2 separate regions of the Homo sapiens genome follow, and region 1 is linked to region 2. A link is a contact called in ENCODE Hi-C or POLR2A ChIA-PET data. All regions are on one chromosome and are shown on one strand. Each heading gives the region's core, a stretch centred on a gene start or an enhancer-like site at or near the end of the contact. The rest is flanking DNA. Distances are from core to core; before and after follow the strand shown. Region 1 has its middle 89 kb from the start of SEPTIN14. Region 2 holds the start of ZNF713 (zinc finger protein 713).

Evidence for each region. A loop is a pair of places that touch in the nucleus more often than their neighbours do. ChIA-PET counts read pairs that join two places held with the same protein, here RNA polymerase II (POLR2A). Pooled maps may share reads with other maps.
Region 1: a loop to region 2 is called in a map of posterior cingulate gyrus, with 3 times the contacts of the local background. The contact joins the enhancer-like site here to the promoter of ZNF713 in region 2. A Hi-C loop is called at or near these places in 5 of 168 maps with a recorded cell type or tissue (CD4-positive, alpha-beta T cell, MCF 10A, dorsolateral prefrontal cortex and 2 more) and 4 of 50 pooled maps. POLR2A ChIA-PET finds 5 or more read pairs at or near these places in 2 of 52 experiments (HCT116 and MCF 10A).

The regions. Positions count from the first base shown.
Region 1 is chr7:55,770,453-55,776,698 of GRCh38, forward strand. It overlaps the pseudogene PSPHP1. Among named protein-coding and RNA genes, the nearest start is that of SEPTIN14, 89 kb to the right of the region's middle. RefSeq lists an enhancer at 4,506-5,005. Within about 2 kb of position 4,044, at least 4 of the 41 ENCODE cell types and tissues checked have a DNase peak (open chromatin) inside an H3K27ac peak, as active enhancers do.
Region 2 is chr7:55,884,304-55,890,514 of GRCh38, forward strand. It overlaps ZNF713 (zinc finger protein 713), which reads left to right and starts at 3,153. Exons shown (of 7, transcript NM_182633.3): 1 at 3,153-3,377. RefSeq lists an enhancer at 2,844-3,183 and a silencer at 3,304-3,353.

The sequences.
Region 1 (6,246 bases), core at 2,794-5,293, 110 kb before region 2:
CTACTGCGCATGGCCTATAAACAATTTTAACTATGAAAAAGTAGAGTGTTTCAATCAATCACATGAATCAATCAATCAAAAAAAAAAAAAAGGTGTAGATTGGGGGCAGTGGCTCACACCTGTAATCCCAGCACTTTGGGAGGCCGAGGTGGGCAGATCACCTGAGCTCAGGAGTTCAGACCAGTCTAGTCAACATAGCGAAACCCCATCTCTACAAAAAACTACAAGAATTAGCTGGGTACGGTGGCATATGCCTGTAGTCCCAGCTACTTGGGAGGCTGAGGTGGGAGGATGGCTTGAGACTAGGAGGTGGAGGTTGCAGTGAGCCGAGATTGCACCACTGCACTCCAGCCTGGGTGACAGAGCCAGACCCTGTCTCAAAAAAAAAAAAAAAAAAACGTAGAGCACTACCAACAGTTCTCCCTCATCCCAGAATAGAAAATCCCCCACCATTTCTTATGCACACACTGCGACTCTTGGCCTCCCAGGCAGGGCGGTGCCTGTTCTGGACCAGATCCCAGGTCCAAGGGGATTTCCTCTACACCGCAGACTTCTCTTTGATCTTCCCTTCTTTGAAATTACAGGGCAGGGATGCGATTTCCATCCAGGTAGTTTTGTTTGTTTGTTTGTTTGTTTGTTTGTTTGTTTGATGCGGTTTCGCTCTGTTGCCCAGGCTGGAGTGCAGTGACGCGATCTATACTCACTGCAACCTCCACCTCCCAGGTTCAAGCGATTCTCCTGCCTCAGCCTCCCGAGTAGCTGGGACTACAAGTGCATGCCACTGCACTCGGCTAATTTTTTTTGTATTTTTAGTAGAGACAGGGTTTCACCACGTTAGCCAGGATGGTCTCGATCTCCTAACCTCGTGATCTGCCCGCCTCGGCCTCCCAAAGTGCTGGAATTACAGGCATCAGCCACCATGCCCAGCCTAATTTTTGTATTTTTAGTAGATACAGGGTTTCACCATGTTGCCCAGGCTAGTCTTGAACTCCTGCGCTCAGGTGATTTGCCCACCTCGGCCTCCCAAAGTACTGGGATTACAGGCATGAGCCAACATGCCTGGCCTGCCATATAGTTTATTTCTTATTTATTTTATTTTTTGAGACAGAGTCTCACTCTCTCACCCAGGCTGGAGTGCAGTGGCATAATCACTGTTCACTGCAACCTCCGCCTCCCGGTACAAGCAGTTCTGCTGCCTCAGCCTCCTGAGTAGCTGGGATTACAGGCACCTGCCACCACGCCCAGCTATTTTTTGTATTTTTAGTAGAGACAGGGTTTCACCATGTTGGCCAGGCTGGTCTCGATCTCTTGACCTCAGATGATCCTCCCGCCTCAGCCTCCCAAAGTACTGGGAATACAGGTGTGAGCCACCATGCTCAGCTCCTGCCATCTAGTTTAGAACTCAAACATTTACCTACTGATGTGATTTTTATTTTTGTAGGCATTTGTCTTGGTTATAAGAGGGCAGGGACCACATCTTACTCTCCAGAAGCCCTGACATTGTCCAGCTGAATGGGTCCCCAGCAGTGGTGCATGTACTGATGCAGGAGAGTGCAGTGAGGGATAGGAGGAAGCCAGGAGGCGAAGACGGGAGGATGTAAGGAGGAAGGTGCTGTGTACTCAGCAAAGGCACCCTGGGGGAGGCCAGGCTTACCTCTCTTTGCAGGAATAGTTTATGTTTGAAACACCTGGCTGGGTGCGGTGGCTCACACCTGTAATCCCAGCACTTTGGGAGCCCGAGGTGGGCGAATCACCTGAGGTCAGGAGTTTGAGACCAGCCTGGCCAACATGGTGAAACCCCATCTCTACTAAAAATACAAAAATTGGCCGGGCGCGGTGGCTCACGCCTGTAATCCCAGCACTTTGGGAGGCCGAGGCGGGTGGATCATGAGGTCAGGAGATCGAGACCATCCTGGCTAACAAGGTGAAACCCCATCTCTACTAAAAATACAAAAAATTAGCCGGGCGCGGTGGCGGGCGCCTGTAGTCCCAGCTACTGGGGAGGCTGAGGCAGGAGAATGGCGTGAACCCGGGAAGCGGAGCTTGCAGTGAGCCGAGATTGCGCCACTGCAGTCCGCAGTCCGGCCTGGGCGACAGAGCGAGACTCCGTCTCAAAAAAATAAAAAAAATAAAAATAAAAATAAAAAAAATAAAAATACAAAAATTAGCCAGGTGTGGTGGCAGGCACCTGTAATCCCAGCTACTCGGGAGGCTGAGGCAGGAGAATCATTTGAACCCAGGAGGCGGAGGTTGCAGTGGGCAGAGATCACGCCATTGCACTGCAGCCTGGGCAACAGAGTGAGACTCCGTCTCAAAAAAAAAAAAAAAAAAAGTTTGAAACACTTACTGCTCTCTATTGCTCCTGCAACCTTTGTTTTCTGATTTTCTAAAAATCATTTCTCCTCCGGGTGCTGTGGCTCATACCTATAATCCCAGCACCTTGGGAGGCCGAAGTGGGCAAATCACCAGAGGTCAGGAGTTCAAGACCAGCCTGGCCCAATATAGTGAAACCCCATCTCTACTAAAAACACAAAAATTAGCCAGGCGTGGTGGCAGGTGCCTGTAATCCCAGCTACTTGGGAGGCTGAGGCAGGAGAACCACTTGAACCCGGGAGGCGGAGGTTGCAGAGAGCAGAGATCACACCACTGCGCTCCAGCCTGGGCAACAGAGCCTCCAAAAAAATAAATAAAAATAAAAATCATTTATCTCTCTTTTCTTACTTCTTAGGATGCTTTCATTGGATTTGGAGGAAATGTGATCAGGCAACAAGTCAAGGATAACGCCAAATGGTATATCACTGATTTTGTAGAGCTGCTGGGAGAACCGGAAGAATAACATCCATTGTCATACAGCTCCAAACAACTTCAGATGAATTTTTACAAGTTACACAGATTGATACTGTTTGCTTACAATTGCCTATTACAACTTGCTATAGAAAGTTGGTACAGATGATCTGCACTGTCAAGTAAACTACAGTTAGGAATCCTCAAAGATTGGTTTGTTTGTTTTTAACTGTAGTTCCAGTATTATATGATCACTATCGATTTCCTGGAGAGTTTTGTAATCTGAATTCTTTATGTATATTCCTAGCTATATTTCATACAAAGTGTTTTAAGAGTGGAGAGTCAATTAAACACCTTTACTCTTAGGAATATAGATTCGGCAGCCTTCAGTGAATATTGGTTTTTTTCCCTTTGGTATGTCAATAAAAGTTTATCCATGTGTCAGAACAGATTTGTGGAATTTGCAGTTCTGCCTCTTGGATATTGGAATATCCAATATTTCAGGTACTGTGTTGAAGCATAAACATCCCCCAGGCAAGAAACAGGCTTAAGACTTTGCTTAGTGCTGGGCACAATGTCCTCACCCCATGAGCCCACTCCCACTTCCTAAAGCCCTGGGACCTGGAAAGTCCTTTTTTTACCTCTTGGGATTTGTCATATATGAAATGTTACAGAGATTGGTTTTTTTTTTTCGCCTCCAATATAACAATAGAGTCTTAAACAAAAGTACTGATTGAAAAATGGATATTCGGGCTCACGCCTGTAATCTCAGCACTCTGGGAGGACAAGGTAAGAGGATCAACTTGAGGCCTGGAGTTTGAGACCAGCCTGGGCAACACAGCAAGACCCTGTCTCTACAAAAAATAAAAACATTAGCTGGATGTGGTGGCACCCACCTGTAGTCCCAGCTACTTGGTGGGCTGAGATGGGAGGATCCCTTGAACTCAGGAGTTCAAGGCTGCAGTGAGCTGTGACTCCACCATTGTAATCCAGCCTGGGTGACAGAGTGAGACCCTGTCTCTTAAAAAGAAAAAAGGATATTTGAAAATCACATAAAGTAAAAGAAATAAAAACAAGTTTAATCACAAAGGCCAGCATTTTCCCCTAAATGAATTAAATATTAATAACTCCTAACAGCCTATATAAACACATTTCTTTTTTATAAATGACGTGGAAATACTTGAAAGCCAGGTTTGTGTTTGTTTTGAGCAGAGCCAAGCAAGGGAAATTTCAGAACACGCTTTGAACGTGTGAGATTCTATACCCTCCCTGGAGGTATGGGGGAGGGGAAAGCCACGGGGTTAGGAAGTGGATACTGTTGGATAATTCAGTAGAAAAAGCCATAAGGTTTTTAATATTGAGAATTAGTTGAAAAACTTACTTAACCAAATTTGGCTATATAATTAAATAAATAATTATTCAGCCACATAAGCAAATCAAATTAATCAAATTTCCTTCCAAATCAGTTTCTGAAGGAGAGACATGAAATAGGTTTGGCACCATTTAAATGAGATTCCAAACAATGAGGCCGTTGTTCCCAACTGTGAATGCCTCCTGGTCGCTCTCCTAGAAACCGTTTTGTGGTGTTTGCACTTTTCAGTAGTGCCAAGCTCTGGGCAGGACCAGGCATGCCAGGACCTTGAAAAGTGCTGCAAACGGCATCAGCCTCTATGCTGCCCGGTGTGCATGGCAGGAGCAGGCCATTGGTGGGCGGGTGGGAGGACCGATCCCCCACTGGTTTTCACTGTCTGACCGTCACAGCTGCTACTGCCCCACTAGTTCTTGCCCGCGGCACAGATAGAGCCCATTTCTCAAGATGGGAATTGCAATAGAGAGCTTAATTCGTGCAGAACCGGCCAAACAGGAGGCCGGAGCTTTATTCTTACATCAATCTCCCCAAAAATTCGGAGGCTAGACTTCTTCAAGGATACTTTGGCAGGCCAGGGGATTCGCTTCTGGGTGGAGCCACAGAATTGGCCATGGGGTGGGGTCGGGTGGGGGCGGGGGCGGGGTTAGTTAGGTCCGGGTGGAGCCACTGATGGTCAGAAACACAAAAACCTGAGCCAGGCACGGTGGCTCACGCCTGTAATCCCAGCATTTGGGAGGCCAAGATGGGCAGATCACTTGAAGTCAGGAGTTGGAGACCCACCTGGCCAACATGATGAAACCCCATCTCTACTAAAAATACAAAATGTGGTGGGGCACGCCTGTCATCCCAGCTACTCGGGTGGCTGAGGCAGGAGAATTGCTTGAATCCAGGAGGCAGAGGTTGCAGTGAGCAGAGATTGTGCCACTGCACTCCAGCCTGGGTGACAGAGTGAAACTGCCTCAAAACAAAACAAAAAAAGAAAAGAAAAAAGAAATGCAAAAACCTGAAAAGACATCTCAAAAGGCCAATCTTAGGTTCTACAGTCGTGATGTAACCTGCAGGAGTAACGGGGATTTACAAATCTTGTGCCTGCCCTCTAGAATAATAACTAGAAACGGTGTTTATGTGTACACCTTGGCGGAATTTAGGCTTCTCTCATCCTCCTAGCCTGGTGGTCTCTCACTAGCTTTATGAAGGTGGTTGAGTTTTGGGGAAGGGCTATTATTATTTTATTTATTTATTTATTTATTTATTTATTTATTTATTGAGATGGAGTCTGGCTCTGTCACCCAGGCTGGAGTGCAGTGGCACGATCTTGGCTCACTGCAACCGCCACTTCCCGGGTTCAAGTGATTCTCCTGCCTCAGCCTCCTGAGTAGCTAGGATTACAGGCGCACGCCACCACGCCCAGCTATTTCTTTTTTTTTTTTTTTTTTTGTATTTTTAGTAGAGATGGGGTTTCACCATGTTAGTCAGGCTGGTCTCAAACTCCTGACCTTGTGATCCTCAAGCCTCAGCCTCCCAAAGTGCTGGGATTACAGGTGCCCGCTGCCACGCCTGGCTAATTTTTGTATTTTTTGTAGAGACTGGGTTTCACTATGTTGCCCAGGCTGGTCTCGAACTCCTGACCTCAGGTGATCCTCCTGCCTCGTCCTCCCAAAGTGCTGAGATTACAGGTGTGAGCCACAGTGCGTGGCCAGCTCACTCACTCTTGACACTGTTTCCACTTCTACTCCCCGACCCCCCAGTTCCTCAGTGTGGTGGATCCAGAAGTCTGCTTTACACAACTGCTCCCTGTGGCCACCTTCCCATGGGACAGTTCCATGCAGCCTGTTCAGCTGGCCCCGCTGACCCTCACACCCCACACAGACTACGCAGATATGCTGCAGTGCATTCAGTCACTGCAAGACCTCCTGGAACGCGTGACTGCTTGCTTTATATTTTGTTTGTTTTTTTGAGACAGGGTCTCACTCTGTTGCCCAGGCTGGGGTGCAGTGGTGCAATCTCAGCATACTACAACCTCCATCTCCCAGGCTCAAGCGATTCTCCTGCCTCAGCCTCCTAAGTAGCTGGGACTACAGGCGCCCACGACC
Region 2 (6,211 bases), core at 1,903-4,402:
CCTTGGCCTCTCCAAACCCACAAAGGTTGTCTTTGCATCCTGTGTCCTCCAACCCAGGTTCTGGCCCAGGCAGGGCTCTTCAGGCCACTTTAGCCTGTCTCACCTCCAAAACCCAAATTCTGGCCTGAGTCATGTCCCACTAAGCTCAGGCAACTGGATTGGGCTGTATTCACAAAGTCAGTCTAGGAACTAAATTTCCAGATGGTAGTCTGTTTTGCTGAGTAAGATATTCATGGTTGCCAGAACTAAAACTTTTCCTCACAATAGATAGTGATGCCCTCCTTCTCCACCCTCCTCCCTAGCAATGAGCAGCAGCTCATCGAAAGAGAAGCTAAGGGGCCGGGCACGGTGGCTTACTCCTATAATCCCAGCACTTTAAGAGCCCAAGGCAGGAGGATCATTTGAGGCTAGGAGTTTGAGACCAGCCTGGGCAACATAGCAAGGCTCCATCTCTACAAAAAATTTAAAAATTAACCAGGTGTGGTGCATGCCTCCAGCTACTCAGGAAAATGAGGAGGGAGGATTGTTTGAGCCAAGGAAGTCAAGGCGGCAGTGAGCTATGATGACACCACTGCACTTCAGCCTGGGCGACAGAGGGAGAGCCTGTCTCAAAAAAAAACTGTCATTTTTTTCTGGGAGACTGAACAGTTTCTGGTCACACACCACATGAGTCCTAAGATGAGGTACAAGGGGAGCCAAGAACCGCCTTCCAACGTATCCCACAATGAGTCTCCCCCTCCATCTCACTTATCCTGGTGGATCTTTGGCAAGGAATAAGAGCAATGAACTTCAAGTTACTTGAGTGAGCAAAATCCCATGGAAGTTAAAATATAATTCATTTTGTCTTTCATTAAAAAGTATCATGTCAATTTGGGTATGTGTGTGTGTGCATGTGTGTGTGTGTGTGTGTGTGTGTGACTTTTTTGAAGATGGAGTTTTCTCTTGTTGCCCAGGCTAGAGTGCAGTAGCGCAATCTCGGCTCACTGCGACATCTGCCTCCTGGGTTCAAGCAACTCTTGTGCCTCAGCAGCCTCCTGAGTAGCTGGGATTACAGGCACCCACCACCATGCCAAGGTAATTTTTGTATTTTTAGTAGAGATGAGGTTTCACCATGTTGGCCAGGCTGGTCTTGAACTCCTGAGCTCAAGCAATTTGCCCACCTTAGCCTCCCAAAGTGCTAGGATTACAGGTGTGGGTCACCACACCTGGTCAGGCAAGAATATTTTTAAAGAAGTTAAGAAAACCCTAATTTAGTATTAGGTTGGTACAAAAGTAATTGTGGTTTTTGCCATTACTTTTAATGCCAAAAACTACAGTTGCTTTTACATCAACCTTATATAACCTTATCTTAGTTGGTTTGCAGAAATTTGCAGTGGCTATATTTTCCAAGCTCAATCTATAGTTCTGGTAGTTCTGGTAGCATTTTTGGACCTCTATGCAAATGCAAAGCACATTTCTATATTTCAATATCCCTGTAACTGTGCAGTTGAGGAGTTCTCACCTAACCTTCAATTGGAAGTGATTAATCTGCCATATAATGACATGCTAAAATGCAAATTTCAAGAGAATATAACAGAACTCTATTCTTCCAAGCAATGAATATGCTCAAGTTAAATCATATGTTCATGGACGGTATCAGTGTTTGGCAGTACGTATCTATCTTAAAAACATTTTCAAAGATGAAATATGTAAAATCTCATTATAACCGGTAGAAACAGATGTACACAATTTTGATGCTGAAGAACACTAACTCTGGGGCCTAGCACAGTGCTGATGCCTGTAATCCCAGCACCTTGGGGGGCCTGAGGAGTAAGAATCCCTTGAGCCCAGGAGTTCAAGACCAGCCTGGACAACATAGTGAGATCCCCATCTCTACAAAAAAGTTTTAAAAATTAGCAGGGCGCAGTGGCTCAGGGCTGCTGTAATCCTGGCTACTGGGGAGGCTGAGGCGGGAGGATGCTTGAGCCCAGGAGTTTGAAGCTGCACTGAGCCATGATGGCACCATTGCCCTCCAGCCTGGGTGACAGAACAAGGCCCTGTCTGAAAAACAAAACAAAATAAAACAAAAAAAACTAACTAACTCCGAACTCCAATTAAGCAAAATGTTACGCCTAAAAAAATTCCATTCTTTGGCCAGGCGCGATGGCTGAAGCCTGTAAACCCAGCACTTTGGGAGGCCGAGGCAGGGGGATCACGAGGTCAGGAGATCAAGACCATCCTGGCTAACACGGTGAAACCCCATCTCTACTAAAAATAAAAATAAAAAAAAAATTAGCTGGGCGTGGTGGTGGCCGCCTGTAGTCCCAGCTACTTGGGAGGCTGAGGCAGGAGAATGGCATGAACCCGGGAGGCGGAGCTTGCAGTAAGCGGAGATCTCACCACTGCACTCCAGCCTGGGCCACAGAGCAAGACTCCGTCTCAAAAAATAAATAAATAAATAAATAAAATAAAATTCCATTCTTCGCATCAGTAGCATATACTATATAATGATATAATGATATCATTATTGTATTTTTTTTTGAGATGGAGTCTTACTCTGCTGCCCAGGCTGGAGTGCAATGATGTGATCTCTGCTCACTGCAACCTCCCCGTCCCGAATTTAAGCGATTCTCCTGCCTCAGCCTCCGGAATAGCTGGGATTACAGGCGCCCGTCACCACGCCCAGCTAATATTTGTACGTTTATTAGAGACGGGGGTTTCACCATATTGGCCAGGCTGGTCTCGAACTCCTGACCTCAGGTGATCCACCAGCCTCAAGCTCCCAAAGTGCTGGGATTACACGCGTGAGCCACCGCGCCCGGCCAATAACATCATCATCATTATATTTTGAGTTTCATCAATATGAAATTGATGGGAAGGAGGGGTGATTCCAGGACTGAAAGGAAGGCTTGTGTCGTCACCATGGAGATGGACAGTCCAACGCTTCTAATTGGCAGGGACGAAGGGACGGGTCCTCGGCCCGTCCCCCTCGTTCCTCTAGGACCGGAAAATTCTGGGAAGGCTCGAGGCCGCGGTCCCCGGGGTCCGCATAGTCCCGATGAAAAACAGACCCGGGAAAGCTGGTGGGAGTCAGGAGCCCCGGCGATGAGGATTGCGATGAAGGAAGCAGGCTCGGAGCGCCGCCAGCGCATGCGTATTGGGGATCTGAGGCCAGCGTCTTGCGCCGCCATTGCGGGGAGGCTGTCCTCAGAGCAGGTCTGGCGCGCCGGTGGCTGGACCGGCCCCAGGAGCCCAGTCACCGGGCGTCATTGGCTCAGGCTGCGGGGCCCTCGGCACCTTCTCCCTCCCGGGTCCACCGCGGCGGCGGCGGCGGCGGCGGCGGCGGCGGCGGCGGCGTCAGGGGGCGGAGCCTGCCGAAGCGCCCTTTGTCTGCGGAGGTGAGTGCGCGCCGGGAGGAGGCGGAGGCGGGAGGCGGAGGCGGGGGGCGGAGGCGGGGGGCGGAGGCGGGGGGCGGAGGCGGGGGGCGGAGGCGGGGGGCGGAGGCGGGGGGCGGAGGCGGGGGGCGGCGGGCGGCGGGCGGCGGGCGGCGGGCGGCGGGCGGCGGCGGCGGCGGGCGGCGGGCGGCGGCGGCGGCGGCGGCGGCGGGCGGCGGCGGCGGCGGGAGGCGGCAGGTGGCGGGAGGGGCGGCCGCTGTCCCCGCTGTCCCCATTCCTGTCACCCGCCCCGTGTCCCTTTCAGATTTTTGGTCTTTTATAGGAAGGTCTTACCCGTTCCAATATTATAAACACATTGTCTTCTACTATCTGGGAATGACTCTGAGGCTGAAGAAAAACTTGCAGTTTATTTTTGGGCAAGCGTCCATAGGTGTCATTTTGGGGGAAAGTTTTTCCTCATCTCAGGATTATGCAAACGTTCGGCTTTATTTTCTTATAATACGTTTAAAGAATTTTTAAAATATTTTCTTTTTCTCCTTTTTATCTGTATTTCATTGAGTATGATATTTGTGGTAAGGGGTTAGGTAGAGATTACCTTTTTCTCTCATTGCCTTGCTGTTATCCGTTGAGTCACTTTTCCACGGAATTGCAGTGACACTTTTATTACATTTTGCAGGCGTGTGTATGCTCAGATGTGTTTCTGTTTATTTATGTTTTTGTTTTGAGACAGGATCTCACTTTATCACCCAGGCTGCAGTGCAGTGGCACCATCATGGCACACTGCAGCCTCAAACGCCTGGGCTCAAGAGCTCCTCCTTCCTCAGCCTCCTCAGTAGCTGGGACCACAGGTGTGCACCACCACGTGCGGCTTTTTGTTGTTGTTGTTGTTGTTAGCGACCAGGTCTCACCATGTTTCCCAGGCTGGTCTCTGAGCGCAAGTGATCCTCCCGCCTTGGCCTCTCAAAGTGCTGGGATTACAGGCATGAGCCACGGCGTTCGGCCAGCTGTTTCTAGATTCTGTCACTGCCCTGACAGTTTCTGCACTGAATACATATACGTACATACATACATAGATTTTTTTCATTTAAAATGTTTAGGCCGGTTGCGGTCCTGTAATCGCAGCACTTTGGGAGGCAGAGGCAGGAGGATCACTTGAGCTCATGAGTTCGAGACCAGCCTGGGAAACATGGCAAGACCCTGTTGCTACAAAAAAAACTAGAAAAATTAACCGGACTTGGTGGTGTGTGCCTGTAGTCCCCAGCCACTCAGGAGGCTGAGGTGGGAAGATGGCTTTGGCCCAGGAGATGAAGGTTGCAGTGAGCCAGTCACTGCACTCCAGCCTGGGCGACAGAATCAGACCTTGTCTCAAAAAATAAAATAAATGTTTTAAGCAAATCCCCCTTAATTGTGTCCTTTCATATAATGATTTTTTTTTTTTTTTGAGATGGAGTTTCGCTCCTGTTGCCCAGGCTGGAGTGCAATGGTGTGATCTCCGCTCACCGCAACCTCTGCCTCCTGGGTTCAAATGATTCTCCTGTCTCAGCTTCCCGATTAGCTGGGATTACAGGCACATGCCACCACACCTGGCTCATTTTTGTATTTTTAGTAGAGACGGAGTTTCATCATATTGGTCAGGCTGATCTCAAACTCCTGACCTCAGGTGATCCGCCCACCTCGGCCTCCCAAGTGCTGGGATTACAGGCGTGAGCCACTGCGCCCGGCCTGATCTATTTCTTTTAACTTAAATTGTGAGGCATTTAAAAGATACAGAAAAGTTTAAAAAAAAATAATTTTTTAAAAGGCAGGTTGGAACACTTAGTAGGTTGTAGCAATTAGTACGTTCTAAATAGATAGTTATTCGGTGATGAATGTTGGTGGAAAGTCACTCTGTTGCTGAAAACTTGCGGCTCCCTGCCGCCATCAGGAAAATGTTCTAGTTCCTTAGTGATGCCCTCAAAGCCCTTTATGATCTTGATATTGCATCTGGCTTTGTCTTACACCCATGCACTTTTTTTTTACCCCCAAAAAAGCAGTTTAATTTGAGTGCAGATTTGTATGTGAATTTCATTAGAAAAGAGGACTATATAAATCTTATGAGTTATAGTTCTTGTAACACGTTGGTGTCATTTTCAACTGATTGGAAATGTCAGCTGTGAAGACCATGCTTTTAATTTTACCTTAGAGTATGCATCTTTGGTGACTGTCATAGCCTGCTCAGTCTGCTGTACAATACTGCAGACTGAGTGCAAACAACAGAAATGTGGTATCTCACAGTTCTAGAGGTGGGAAGTTCAAAATCAAAGTGCCTGCCCTGTTGGTTTCCAGTGAACCTCTCTTCCTGGCTTGCAGAAGGGACTGGCATCTCTCTGTGTCCTCTTCTGCTGGCCTTTGCACTGGGTGCATGCATTCCTGTGCCTCTTCTTCTTATGAGGACACTACTGCTATTGGATTAAGACCCCACCTTTATGACCTCATTTAACTTTAATTACAGGCCCGGCGCAGTGGCTCATGCCTGTAATCCCAGCACTTTGGAAGGCCGAGGCAGGTGGATCACCTGAGGTCAGGAGTTCAAGACCAACTTGGCCAACATGGTGAAACCCCATCTCTAGTAAAAATACAAAAATTAGCCGGGTGTGGTGGTGGGTGCCTGTAATCCCAGCAACTTGGGAAGCTGAGGCAGGAGAATTGCTTGAACCCGGGAGGCAGAGGTTTCAGTGAGCCGAGATCACGCCATTGCACTCCAGTCTGGGCAAGAGAGCGAGACTCTGTCTCCAAAAAAAAAAAAAAAAAATGACAACCTTTAAGGCCCTATTTCCAAATAAAGTCACATTGCGGGT